2 separate regions of the Homo sapiens genome follow, and region 1 is linked to region 2. Evidence: chromatin contacts called from ENCODE Hi-C or POLR2A ChIA-PET data. All regions are on one chromosome and are shown on one strand. Each heading gives the region's core, a stretch centred on a gene start or an enhancer-like site at or near the end of the contact. The rest is flanking DNA. Distances are from core to core; before and after follow the strand shown.

Region 1 (6,958 bases), core at 4,453-6,952, 600 kb after region 2:
CTAGCTGCGGCACAAGCTGGGGGTGCTGCCAGCCGCGGGGGCGGAGGGCTGGCCCCAGGAGTCCTGCGGGGGCTGGACGGGAGGGTCAGTCTGGGGCTGTCCCGGGCCTGGCTCCGGCCCCTCCCAGAGCTCCGCGCAGGCTCCAAGGCGGCGGTGGGGGAAAAAGGGCCACGCTCACCTTCTCCTTTTTCAGTTTATAGGGCATCTCGGCCCGTCCGGACCCGGCCCGTCTCCTGCGGCCCCGCTCCGGCTCCGGCTTTGCTCGGCCGCACTCGGCCCGCTCGGCGTCTCTTCGCCACCGCCTGCGCGCTGCGCCCGGGTCGAGCGGTGCCTGCGCCTCCAATTGGCCCGAACTCCTACAAAACTGCCTGACAACCAGGCGCCGCCTCCTCGGATTGGTCATTGGAGCCAAGCTGCTTCCTTTTTTTCTTATTGGAAAGAAATAGTACAAACCGCCAGGGTTCGGCTTCCAGAATTGGCTGAAGTGGGTGGTCCCGCCCTAAAGTGGGTCGAGCTTAGAGAAGGAGGCGGGGATAAGGGGAAACCCAAGCTTGGCTAGGAGGGCTGCACTCCAGCGTCTGCTGTGCGTCGGCCTCGGCCATTCTTCGCGGCGCTTGGAGCCCTGCTCTTTCCTTCTAAAGGCTCTCACACTTTGCCCGCTCTGCTACCCTGTCCAGTCGGAATTGGAGGAAGGAAGCCCTAATACGGAGGGCACCTTTCTTCACTGGGGTAAAGTAGCCCTAATTGCAGATGCAAAATTGATGGAGGGAGCTCCCAAGGACCTTCCAAGACACCCGCCTCCCTAGACAGGGGTTGCAGAGGAGCAAAGGGGAAGCCTGGCAGGGCTAGGACCTGGGCGAAATGAGTGGAGAATCCCTGGCTTGGTGCAACTTTAGGAAGAGGGTCCCCGTTGCTACTGCAAGTGTACTGGGATTGGGGAACCAGCTAGATTTGAGCAGTTGGGAACGCAGTGGAAAAGCAACTTCATTGTTGACTGTCTCAGGAAATCCATCCCTTACTTGCCACCCTGCTCAAGTCCGTGTTCTAATGGGTAAGACTCAGTTTATGCCCACAAAGAGTTCGCAGTCTGGTGAATCACAGATGTGTATAAACAAAGGATTAAGAGAGAATGTAAACCAGGCAGGCACGGTGTCTCACGCCTGTAATCCCAACACTTTGGGAGGCTGAGGCAGGAGGATCACCTGAGGTCAGAGGTTCGAGACCAGCCTGGCCAACATGGCGAAACCCCGTCTCTATTAAAAATACAAAAATTAGCTGGGTGTGGTGGTGCACGCCTGTAATCCCAGCTACTCGGGAGGCTGAGGCAGGAGAATCACTTGAACCCGGGAGACGGAGGTTGCAGTGAGCCGAGATCACACCACTGCACTCCAGCCTGGGCGACAGAGCAAGACTCTGTCTCAAAACAGCAACAATGACGACAAAAAGAATAAACCTGTGGCCAGGCTCGGTGGCTCACGCCTGTAGTCCCAACACTTTGGGAGACCAAAGTGGGCAGATCACGAGGTCAGGAGTTTGAGACCAGCCTGACCATAGTGGTGAAACCCCATTTCTACTAAAAATACAAAAATTAGACAGGGTGCGGTGGCTCACGCCTGTAATCCCAGCACTTTGGGAGGCCGAGGTGGGCGGATCACGAGTCAAGAGATCGAGGCCATCCCGGCCAACATGGTGAAACCATGCCTCTATGAAAAATACAAAAATTAGCGGGGCGTGGTGGCGCGCGCCTGTAGTCCCAGCTACTCGGGAGACTGAAGCAGGAGAATCACTTGAACCCGGTAGGAGGCTGAGGCAGGAGAATTACTTGACCCCGGTAGGTGGAGGTTGCAGTGAGCCGAGATCATGCCACTGCGCTCCAGCCTGGGCGACAGAGCAAGACTCCGTCTACAAAAAAAAAAGAAGAAACCTGTGATGCAAAGGCATGAGAATGATACAATGGAGGCCGGGCGCGGTGGCTCACGCCCGTAATCCCAGCACTTTAGGAGGCCGAGGCGGGCGGATCACGAGGTCAGGAGATCGAGACCATCCTGGATAACACGATGAAACCCCGTCTCTACTAAAATAATACAAAAAAATAGCCGGGCGTGGTGGCAGGCGCCTGTAGTCCCAGCTACCCGGGAGGCTGAGGCAGGAGAATGGCGTGAACCCGGGAGGCAGAGGTTGCAGTGAGCCTAGATCATGCCACTGCACTCCAGCCTGGGCGACAGAGCAAGACTCCGTCTCAAAAAAAAAAAAAAATACTACACATTGGGTACAGTATACACTGCTTGGGTGATGGCTGCATCAAAATCTCATAAATCACCACTAAAGAACTTATTCATGTACAAAAAATAAATTTTTAAAATTCTATATAAAATAAAATATTTAGTCTTAAAAAAAAAAAAGGTCAGGCGCAGTGGCTCACGCCTGTAATCCCAGCACTTTGGGAGACTGAGGAGGGCGGATCACCTGAGGTCAGGAGTTCAGGACCAGCCTGGCCAACATGGCAAAACCCCGTCTCTACAAAAATACAAAAATTAGCCAGGCATGACGGTGGGTGCCTGTAATCCCAGCTACTCAGGAGGCTGAGGCAGGATAATCCATTGAACCCGGGAGGTGGAGTTTGCAGTGAGCCGAGATCGCACCATTGCATTCCAGCCTGGGCGACAGGGCAAGACTCCATCTGAAAAAAAAAAAAAAAAACACAAAACCTGTGTCCCTTACCCAGGTACCCAGGAGAGCAATGTTACAAGACAGTGGCCGTGGGGATGGAGAAGAGAGGATGGAGCATGAAAATGTGTAGAATCAACAGGATATGGTGATTCATTGTATTGTGGGGGGGACGGTAACGGAAAGGGAAGAGTTGAGGATGATTTCTGGAAGTGATCAGAGTTGTAGGAGGACAACTGGTGTCATAATGGCAAAGGAAATAAAAGACAATTGGTCAGTAGTGTCAGAGAAAGAACAGCATCATCTTGATTCTGCAATTAGAAGATTATGGGTGATTTTTTCAGAGAGTGGAAGACCGTTTTTAGTGAGTGGAAGAGTGAGCATCAAGAGGTGAGGAAGTGAAGATGGCAAATGTAGGGTCCTGGCGATCTTACAGAAGTAGTATTTGGCTTTCGGTGACTAATGACGATTTCAGGGTAACACAAAGTGGACTACATGCCCGCTGTTACCTGCTGGGAGAAAAGCTTGGGAGAAAAGGACATTTATTTGTGGGTGGGTATTTGTGTCTGTATGAGTGCTGATCCAGGCAAGATAACTGATGTTTTTACCCATCTCCAAGGCCTCAAGGAGCACTATAGTCCTGAGGCCTAGAGCTTGCCTGCTACTGAGGAAAGCAGGCATATCCTCTTTAGGCCCATGTACCATCTATCTAGCCCTTGGTTCCTCTGGGACATAGGGGACCAAGAAACATATAGTAGCACTACCAAATGGGAACTTTCATCCATGTGAATCTAGGTACCTAGAACATTCTTTATTTAGTTTTTTTTTCTTTTAATTTTATATATTTTAAGAGACAAGGTCTTGCTCTGTCACCCACTTGGAGTGCAGTGGCACAATCATAGCCTCAAATTCCTGGGTTCAAGTGATCCTTCTGCCTCAGCCTCCCCATAGCTGGGATTATAGACACAAGCCATGGTTCCTGGTTAGTACATTCTTGCATGCTATTTTATTTATTTTTTTCTATTATTTATTTTTTTGAGACGGAATCTCACTCTGTCACCCAGGCTGGAGTGCAGTGGCGCAGTCTCGGCTCACTGCAAGCTCTGTCTCCCGGCTTCACGCCATTCTCCTGCCTCAGCCTCCCGAGTAGCTGGGACTACAGGCACACACCACCATACCCAGCTAATTTTTGTATTTTTAGTAGAGACGGGGTTTCACCATGTTGGCCAGGCTGGTCTCAAACTCCTGGCCTCAAGCAGTCCACCCACTTGGCCTCCCAAAGTGCTGGGATTACAGCCATGAGCCACTGCGCCCAGCCCCTTATAATATGCAAATCTAATAGTTTTCATATATTTGTCTTTCAAATTTTCAGGAATGTATAATGTACAAAATAGAAGACTGCCTCAAGAAGAAAGGAGAGATGGAGAAAGCTGAGCAGTAGCTGAAAGAGAATGTAAGGTCTAGAAAATGGAGATTGGCACCATCCAATTCATTTATTGTAAGTGAAAATAATTGTTAATAATTGGAAATGCAGTGGGACATGATGGCTTATGCCTGTAGTCCCAGCACTTTGGGAGGCTGAGGCCTGAGGATCTCTTCAGACCAGGAGTTTGAGACCAGCCTAGGCAACACAGAGAAACTCTGTCTCTACAAAAAATAAAAAATTAGTCCAGGCGCAGTGGCTCATGCCTGTAATCCCAGCACTTTGGGAGGCGTAAGCAGGTGGCTCACTTGAAGCCAGGAGTTCGAGACCAGCCTGACCAACAGGGTGAAACCCCGTCTCTACTGAAAATACAACATTAGCTGGGTGTGGTGGCACACACCTGTAATCTCAGCTACTTGGGAGGCTGGGGCAGGAGATTCTTTGAACCTGGGAAGCGGAGATTGCAGTGAGCTGAGATCGTGCCATTGCACTCTGGCCTGGGCAACAAGACCGAAACTCCGTCTCAAAAAAAAAATTGGCTGGGTATGGTGGCGTGTGCCTGTGGTCCCGGCTACAGTTACTCGGGAGGCTGAGGTGGGAGATCACTTGAGCCTGGGACGGTAGAAGCTGCAATGAATGGGGATCGTGCCACTGTACTCCAACCTGGGTGACAGAGTAGGACCCTGTTGCCATAAAAAAGGAAATGTGGCCTACCACTAGCTGAGTGTCTTGTACAGAACAGTGGAGGTGAAGAGAAGGATGGAATCTAAATAACAGCACACGCAGGAAGTCGACTGTTGGTGTTATGCTGACAGAAGCCTTGAACTCCTTTCCTTCTGCCTGCTCTGCTGCCTGCCCCGCTCTAGGATAGAAAGTGAATGGGTTTCCGATCTGCAAGGATTTGGGGGGGGGGGGTGAAAGAAAAGCTGTTTTGTCTTCAACTTAAGTTTGGTGGGAGTAAAACAAACAGAACAATGAACAGGGCAAGAAGTCCTGGAACATGGGTTTTGTGCCAGATGTGCTGGAACATGTGTGGTGGCACCAAGCACTCCAGGGCTGTATGAATCACATCTAGTAATTCACTCAGCAGCCACTATATACCTATAAGCAAGTGTGAGACAGTTTTCTAATCCTGCTACTCCCTCCTGCAACCTTTCCTGCAACCCTCAAACCTCAGTGCTCACAGTTCCACAGGGGAAGCTGCAGGAGCTCCGCAGAGGAGCGGACTCCTTCCGAAACATTTCACCTAGAGCTCCCAGTACTGGGCCCAGTCATCCCGAGCATGCTGACTGTTCATTTATCAGTCAATAAACTGTTACGTTCATGCCACGGGGAAAAATAGTTAAGAGAACATTACTTCCGTAGAAGGCAAAGATAAATCCCTTAAGCACAAGTTCAAATGGCGCATGGGTAAACGCTACGCAACCGCAGCGATGAAGGTTACTGCCTATCGAGGCACGACGCAGATCAATCCGAGGCGCAGCTAACCCCCTCAGAGCAAGTTCGCGGCACCCGACCCCCCTCCCCTTTTCCTCTGGCCTCCCCTGACGGAAGCGGAAGCGGCCCTCGCGCACACTAGTCGTCTGGCTCTCTGGCTCCGGAAGCTGCGCTCCTTCACCCTCCTCGTTGGTGTCCTGTCACCATGGCGCTGGCTGTCTTGCGGGTCCTGGAGCCCTTTCCGACCGAGACACCCCCGTTGGCAGTGCTGCTGCCACCCGGGGGCCCGTGGCCGGCGGCGGAGCTGGGCCTGGTGCTGGCCCTGAGGCCTGCAGGGGAGAGCCCGGCAGGGCCGGCGCTGCTGGTGGCAGCCCTGGAGGGGCCGGACGCGGGCACCGAAGAGCAGGGTCCCGGGCCGCCGCAGCTACTGGTTAGCCGCGCGCTGCTGCGGCTCCTGGCACTGGGCTCCGGGGCCTGGGTGCGGGCGCGGGCGGTGCGGCGGCCCCCGGCGCTAGGTTGGGCACTGCTTGGCACCTCGCTGGGGCCTGGGCTCGGACCGCGAGTCGGGCCGCTGCTGGTGAGGCGCGGAGAGACCCTCCCAGTGCCCGGACCGCGGGTGCTGGAGACGCGGCCGGCGTTGCAAGGGCTGCTGGGCCCAGGGACTCGGCTGGCTGTGACTGAGCTCCGCGGGCGGGCCAGACTGTGTCCAGAGTCTGGGGACAGCAGTCGGCCCCCACCCCCGCCCGTGGTGTCCTCCTTTGCGGTTTCTGGCACAGTGCGGCGACTCCAGGGAGTTCTGGGAGGGACTGGAGATTCACTAGGGGTGAGCCGGAGCTGTCTCCGTGGCCTTGGCCTCTTCCAGGGCGAATGGGTGTGGGTGGCCCAGGCCAGAGAGTCATCGAACACTTCACAGCCGCACTTGGCTAGGGTGCAGGTCCTAGAACCTCGCTGGGACCTCTCTGATAGACTGGGACCCGGCTCTGGACCGCTGGGAGAGCCCCTCGCTGACGGACTGGCGCTTGTCCCTGCCACTTTGGCTTTTAATCTTGGCTGTGACCCCCTGGAAATGGGAGAGCTCAGAATTCAGGTAGGATAAAGGACTGGGGTCAGGAGTGCTTCCTCTTTCTTATACCCTCTTCTCTGTCTTAGGTAAATTGGAAGATTTAGGACTCGTGCCCCATATCATCCCGGACTTTGAACATAATGTTTCTAGCCGGGCGCGGTGACTCACGCCTGTAATCCCAGCACTTTGGGAGGCCGAGGCGAGCGGATCACTTGGGGTCGGGAGTTCGAGACCAGCCTGACCAACATGGAGAAACCCCGTCTCTACTAAAAAAATGTAAAATTAGCCGGGCGTGGTGGTGCATGCCTCTAATCCCAGCTACTTGGGAGGCTGAAGCAGGAGAATCGCTTGAACCTGGGAGGCGGAGG
Region 2 (7,131 bases), core at 3,262-5,761:
CCAGTCCGGGAGGGAGGTGGGGGGGTCAGCCCCCCTGCCCGGCCAGCCGCCCCGTCCGGGAGGTGAGGGGCGCCTCTGCCCGGCCGCCCCTACTGGGAAGTGAGGAGCCCCTCTGCCCGGCCAGCCGCCCCGTCCGGGAGGGAGGTTGGGGGGTCAGCCCCCCGCCCGGCCAGCCGCCCCGTCCGGGAGGTGAGGGGCGCCTCTGCCCGGCCGCCCCTACTGGGAAGTGAGGAGCCCCTCTGCCCGGCCACCACCCCGTCTGGGAGGTGTGCCCAACAGCTCATTGAGAACGGGCCATGATGACAATGGCGGCTTTGTGGAATAGAAAGGCGGGAAAGGTGGGGAAAAGATTGAGAAATCGGATGGTTGCCGTGTCTGTGTAGAAAGAAGTAGACATGGGAGACTTTTCATTTTGTTCTGCACTAAGAAAAATTCCTCTGCCTTGGGATCCTGTTGATCTGTGACCTTACCCCCAACCCTGTGCTCTCTGAAACATGTGCTGTGTCCACTCAGGGTTAAATGGATTAAGGGCGGTGTAAGATGTGCTTTGTTAAACAGATGCTTGAAGGCAGCATGCTCGTTAAGAGTCATCACCAATCCCTGATCTCAAGTAATCAGGGACACAAACACTGCGGAAGGCCGCAGGGTCCTCTGCCTAGGAAAACCAGAGACCTTTGTTCACTTGTTTATCTGCTGACCTTCCCTCCACTATTGTCCCATGACCCTGCCAAATCCCCCTCTGTGAGAAACACCCAAGAATTATCAATAAAAAAATAAATTTAAAAAAAAAAAAAAAAGATTCTTTCACTCAACAACAATCAATAAGGTAGACTTCTGTGACCAAATGTGTGAGGATTTCTCCCCACCAACAAACAAGCAATCAATTCTGCAGCAGACACCAAGTGGGTATCCTCCAATTCGAGTCTGACATTATCTACCTGGAGAAAGCGTCAGATCTCACAGGTTGATGGCTCAGTCCCACAAGACTGCCCCCTACTTCTGATGCCAATCACAAGCCACAGGTTGTTTTACCTGTGCTTCTAACTGACTGGATATAAATTGGGAATCTCATGAGCCCCTCTTTGGGTTCAGTTAATTTGCCAGAGTGGCTCACAGAACTCAGGTAATCAAATTTACTAGTTTATTATAAAGGATATACAGATGAAGAGATACACATGGCAAGGCATGCCCTCCCTGGGAACACCACTCTCCAGGAACTTCCTTTTGCTCCTATCCAGCAGCTCTTCGAACCCTCTCCTCTTGGGCCTTTTATGGAAACTTCATTGGATAGGCATGACTGACATCCGTGTAGAAATGTGACTGGACAAAAAAGATATGATCTAATACTAATAGACTGGGGAAACCCAGCAAGGCCTGTCCAGATTCTTCCTGGCCTCTCTGGGTAGCATTCCTTTCTCCAGGGTATGGGGTAGGAACTCTTCTGAAATGAAAGTCTTATGACCCATAATCAGAAAGGCAGGGGAAGATTAGAGTCCTGCTTTGGGCAGGTGAAAGGAGGGCAGAAGGCCAGAGAGAGATTCTGTTTTCTGAGGCTTGCTTCAAGAGCTCCAACATTATAACGAAAGCTAGGGGAGTTATGAGCTAGGAACCGTGGACAAAAACTAACATACATATATCACAATATCACAGATACTCAACCTGTACTGCTGGCATAAGGATAAATTAGTACAATTTTATGAAGGCAATAGGTATTAAAAGCTTTAAAAATACTTATCCTTAAAAGAACTAACCACAAAATACAAACATAGCCAATTGGCACATAAAAATAGGCTCACCATCATTAGTCATGGGGAAATGGAAATTAAAATGCACATCACCAGGGGAAGAGAACCAATACGGAATCAGTTGACAGACAAATCTCAAGTATAAATTCAGAGAAAAGAGAAGGAGAAAATAATATATAACATCATAGCATTCATGAAAAATGTCAACCTTTTACTCTGAAATACTTTTAGACTTACAGAAAATCGCAAAAATGGTAGAGTTCTCCTACTCCCAGTTTCCTGATGTTAACATCTTACTTAACACAATTACCAAAATTTAAAAATGAACATTGGCATATTATTAACTACATACTTTACTGCCCCCCAATCTGTGGCATTTCCTCGGTTGTTCCTTGTTTTTCATGACCATGACACTTTTTTTTTTTTGAGACAAAGTCTCGCTCTTGTCCCCCCGCCAGGCTGCTTTAAATACTACTGATATTTGACTTCCACAACTATATATACTAACTTAATTGGTATGGGTATGACCTGGGCATGAGTTTTTTGTTGTTGTTGTTGTTTTTGAGTTAGAGTTTCGTTCTCGTTGCGCAGGCTGGAGTGCAATGGCACAGTCTCGGCTCACTGCAACCTACGCCTCCCGGGTTCAAGCGATTCTCCTGCCTCAGCCTCCTGAGTAGCTGGGATTACAGGCGCACGCCACCACGCCCGGCTAATTTTTGTATTTCGAGTAGAGACTGGGTTTCACCATGTTGGCCAGGCTAGTCTCTAACTCCTGACCTTAGGCGATCCACCCACCTCGGCCTCCCAAAGTGCTGGGATTACAGGCGTGAGCCATCGCGCTCGGCCTAGCATGGGGATTTTTTTTTTTCCTAGACAGAGTCTCCGTCTGTCACCCAGGCTGAAGTGCAGTGGTGAGATCTCAGCTCACTGCAACCTCCATCTCCCGGTTTCAAGTGATTCCTCTGCCTCATCCCCATTAGCTGGGACTACAGGCGCGTGCCACCCCGCCCGGCTAATTTTTTGTATTTTTAGTAGAGACGGGGTTTCACCGTGTTAGCCAGGATGGTCTCGATCTCCTGACCTCGTGATCCGCCCGCCTCGGCCTCCCAAAGTGCTGGGATTACAGGCGTGTGCCACCGCGCCAGGCCGGGGATTTTTAAAAGCTCTCCAGGTAATTCCAATATGCAGCAGTTTGGGAGCCAAGACCTAAATAAGACAATCGAAACACCAGCAATCCATGATTTAAATACGAGAAACACAGGTTATACAGTTGAGTGAGCACCCAACTGTATTCTAAAAAAAGTTTTTCAAAAACTAACATTCACCTTGAAAAAAAAAACGTCTTACAACTGCAAAGCAGGAAGGTGAGTGGAAAGAAAAATAATTAAAATCAGAGCAGTCAAAGCATTAATTCCTTATAAATTCCAATCGACCACGCCTAAAACAGGCAGAATGTGATACTTTAAACATTTACAAGTTAAAACTATAACATGCCAGAAGTCCCTCTACTTTGAAGTGGCTTTTCAGTAGTACTGGAACAGACTGAGCCAACAAATAGTATTGTAACACAAAAAAACACAGGCTAAGCACCATATTAGATCCAAATACCAGAAGTGGAGCAAGAATAGGAAGCAGTGATTTATGTTCAGCACACAATTTACTAAGCACACAATCACAAAAACAGACATGCAGACTTTAACAGATAATAAAGCTGTTGAGGTTTTCCGTTTATGTATTTACTGGAGAAAGCAAGAGCTTTATTTATTTATTTTTGAGACGGAGTTTCGCTCTGTCGCCCAGGCTGGAGTGCAAAGGCGCGATCTCGGCTCACTGAACCTCCGCCTCCCGGGTTCAAGCGATTCTCCCACCTCAGCCTCCCGAGTAGCTGGGATTACAGGCGCGCACCGCCACGCCTGTATAAAAATACTAAAAATGCAAACATAATTTTTGTATGTTTAGTAGAAACGGGGTTTCACCATGTTGGTGAGGCTGGTCTCGAACTCCTGACCTCAGGTGATCCGCCCGCCTCCGCCTCCCAAAGTGCTGGGATTACAGGCGTGAGCCACCGCGCCCGGCCAAGAGCTTTATAAAGATGGAAAATGAAGAAGACTTTCTGCCCAAGCCATGCTTTTGGATAAGGATTACACTACTTTGAAACCTTATACATAGCACTTGGCCAATTATCAAAACTGCACAAACCTTCACTGATTGCAATTATTCCCTTTAAACATCTCGAGTTACCCCAATCCGCACAAAACAAGTTTAGTGCCCACCAGGTAATAATACATCCAGGAAAGTAATTCCAAGAGAGAGGTTTAACAACTACAGGGAAAAACATACTTTTTTCTACAAGAAAAATCTTAGAAGACAGTACCAGGGCCTTATCCCTGTTAGCATGATTTATATTTCACGCAACCTTGGCCCAGTCACTGCTACATTATAAAACCAATAGCCAAGGCAACATAGAAAGTCTGAACACAGTGACAGCGAACGGTTCTAAATTTTCTTACCAAGGTAACAAACACCTGGCAAAACTGCCAGCAGCGGTTGCCGAAAATGCTGGGTTCGGTGCCTACTGGAAGGAAAATGGAAGGGCTCCTGAATATCTTTTCGCCTTTCTAGGAGCGGTCCAGTGAGTTTCGAGCGAGATTTATTCCCTGTGACGACGGAGAAACCGAGAAGGGATCGTAAAGGATCCTGCCCGGGCAACCGTCCCCAGCAGGGATCAGACGAGAGCGGCGCGCCCAGCAATGCAGCCGCCAGACTGAGGTCTGACAGCGCGCCCGCTGCGAAGGGCCGTTGACGCGGCTGCGCACCGCGGCCCTTCCGCCTCCCGCCCCGCCCACCTAGGCTCAACCTGCACACGGGAGCCGCCACTTCCGCGGGCGCGTGCGCAGTGGCGGGCCGGGCGCGTGCGCAGCGCCGGCTTCTTCCCAGCGCGAGTTGCTGCTAACGCTCCTCCTCCAGCTTCCCACCCCCGCCGCCCGCCGCGGCCCGGTACCAACGGGTGGTCTCGCCGAGGGAGCTGTCGTGCCTCGTGGTCCCGGGACTGCAGTGGTGTGCGCTCTCGGCGCGTGGCGCTAGGCATGGCGATGGATCAAGTAAACGCGCTGTGCGAGCAGCTGGTGAAAGCGGTGACGGTCATGATGGACCCCAACTCCACCCAGCGCTACCGGCTGGAAGCCCTCAAGGTAGCTGGGGTCCTGGCGTCCTGGGCCGGTCCCGACACCCTCTCCCAGCCCCAGCAGCTCCGGCGCCGCCTGTAACTGGGGTAGTCTCCCGCCCACGCGGCCCCTGGACCTCCTTTCCCAACTCCCCGGGACCTTCCCCTCGCGGCCCTCCGCGCCTCTCCCAAATCGCCGCCTTCTCTACTCGCCGCTCCTGTCCTTTGCCTGGGACACTCCGGTCCCTATGCTGCTTCTCATCTCGCCGCAGCTTCCCACAGCCCTCTCCTCCCCCTTTCCTCGCTTCTGTGCACTCTTGTCCGCAACATGACCCTCGCCCATTTTCATTCCCCAAGCCCGACATCCCCTCGCCTTCCCGAGGCGCACGTGTAGATCCCGCCCCCAACACCAGCTTCGTTCTTTATGGTCTCTCCTGCACTAAACGTTTTCCTGCTGGCCCACTCCCCTGGCCCTGACCGAGCTCCAGCCCCTCTGGTACCCTTATGCTTATATGCTTTAACATCTCGCTAACTTTCGTTTGTGTCTTGGACATTTTCCGGGGAAATTCTCGCACCCCTACTTCTCCCATGTTTTTGAGTGTAATATTTTTAGGCTATTTTGCGCAAAGATAACTTCTACCACTTACTTTGCATTTTAACAAGGGCACTTTGGTTTCCTGAAAGTAGTTTGCGTGAGACCCGAATGCTCTGCTCTTGGGACTGACTTATGTTGCAGTTTGGGGGTGTTAATACAATTCAAGCTTACTTGCCCATAAAACAACGTGTGTGGGCTGTGAGAAATGGCCATTTAGGAGAAAATACTTGTGCTGTACATTTTTAAAGTGATGTTAACTTCAAAAAAGAGAGTGACCACCACTTGGAGGAAATGTTACAATATGTAGATGTCTGCCACAGGGTTTGGAATCAGAAACAATTGGGTTCCATTAGTTTGGTTTTTATTATTAATATTTAAAATAGACACAAAAGTGGAGAGAATACGACAGTGATTCTGCATGTTCCTGTCACCTAAATTCAGCAATCAAAGATTTTACCGCATTTACTTTTTCCACCGCCTATCCTCTCTCCCTGCCTCGAAGGTTTTTAAAAGAAACCCTAGAAATTGTTATTTCACCCCTATGTACGTCAGGGGGATGTCTCTAACAAATAATTTCTTATTCCTTTGTGTCCATTTTTTTCCAACACTAGTAGGGCTACTGTTGGCCGTAGCATGGAAAAAATCTGGAACCATCACGCTGGAAGGAATGTTTATCAGTTCTTTATTCATAATATATATATAATATATACACATAAAATAGAGTGAACACCACTTGGAGGAAATGTTATATATGTGTAACTTTTATATATTTTATATTTTTATTTTTATATTAAATATATATTTTTAAAGCAACTGTGCTTGGAGATCCACATAATATTGATCTAGGTTTTGCAACTTTAAACATATAGCTTAGGTTGGAGTTTCTTTTTGAGTAGGGTCTCACTCTGGTTGTCCAGGCTGGCGTGCAGTGGTGAGATCTCGGCTCACTTCAGCCTTGATTTCTCGAGCTCAAGTGATTCTCCTACCACTTCAGCCTCCTGAGTAGCTGGGATTACAGGCACCTGCCACCATGCCCGGCTAATTTAAAAAAATATTTTTAGTGGGCCGGGCACAGTGGCTCACGCCTGTAATCCCAGCACTTTGGGAGGCCAAGGCAGGTGGGTCACCTGAGGTCAGGAGTTCAAGACCAGCCTGGTCAACATGATGAAACCTTGTTTCTACTAAAAATACAAAAATTAGCTGGGTGTGGTGGCGTGCACTTGTAGTCCCAGCTACATGGGCTCAGGAGGCTGAGGCAGGAGAACTGCTTGAACCTGGGAAGCAGAGGTTGCAGTGAGCCGAGATCATGCCATTGCATTCCAGCCTGGGCGACAGAGTGAGACTCCGTCTCAAAAAAAAAAAAAAAAAATATATATATATATATATATTTAATAGAGATGGGGTTTCGCCATGTTGCCTAGGCTAGTCTCAGACTCCTAGACTCAAGTAGTCCACCCATCTCAGCCTCCCAGAGTGCTGGGACAGGTGTGAGCCACCGCACCCGGCCCTGGTTGGAGTTTCTTAAGATGAAATTCTTTTAGTCCCTATTCTCTCAGCCCTCGAAAGGAAACACTAACTTTTCTTCTTTCAGTTTTGTGAGGAGTTTAAAGAAAAGTGTCCTATCTGTG

The links. Hi-C counts contacts between places; a loop is a spot of excess contacts on that map. ChIA-PET counts read pairs that join two places held with the same protein, here RNA polymerase II (POLR2A). Pooled maps may share reads with other maps.
Region 1: a loop to region 2 is called in a pooled map, with 7 times the contacts of the local background. The contact joins the promoter of PEX6 here to the promoter of POLH in region 2. A Hi-C loop is called at or near these places in 2 of 37 single-sample maps with no recorded cell type and 8 of 50 pooled maps. POLR2A ChIA-PET finds 5 or more read pairs at or near these places in 2 of 52 experiments (AG04450 and activated CD4-positive, alpha-beta T cell).

What each region holds. Positions count from the first base shown.
Region 1 is chr6:42,977,925-42,984,882 of GRCh38, reverse strand. PEX6 (peroxisomal biogenesis factor 6) reads left to right here and starts at 5,702. Exons shown (of 17, transcript NM_000287.4): 1 at 5,702-6,614. The coding sequence starts at 5,733. It overlaps PPP2R5D (protein phosphatase 2 regulatory subunit B'delta), which reads right to left and starts at 313. Exons shown (of 16, transcript NM_006245.4): 1 at 179-313. The coding sequence starts at 205. LOC124900215 (a long non-coding RNA gene) reads left to right here and starts at 569. Exons shown (of 2, transcript XR_007059580.1): 1 at 569-1,051; 2 at 4,040-4,341. RefSeq lists silencers at 1-104, 195-264, 3,443-3,661, 4,900-5,096, 5,751-6,130 and enhancers at 415-534, 5,291-5,340, 5,501-6,442.
Region 2 is chr6:43,573,565-43,580,695 of GRCh38, reverse strand. POLH (DNA polymerase eta) reads right to left here and starts at 4,511. Exons shown (of 11, transcript NM_006502.3): 1 at 4,256-4,511. It overlaps XPO5 (exportin 5), which reads left to right and starts at 4,658. Exons shown (of 32, transcript NM_020750.3): 1 at 4,658-4,936; 2 at 7,095-7,131. The coding sequence starts at 4,832. RefSeq lists enhancers at 2,413-2,913, 4,242-4,491 and a silencer at 4,512-4,711.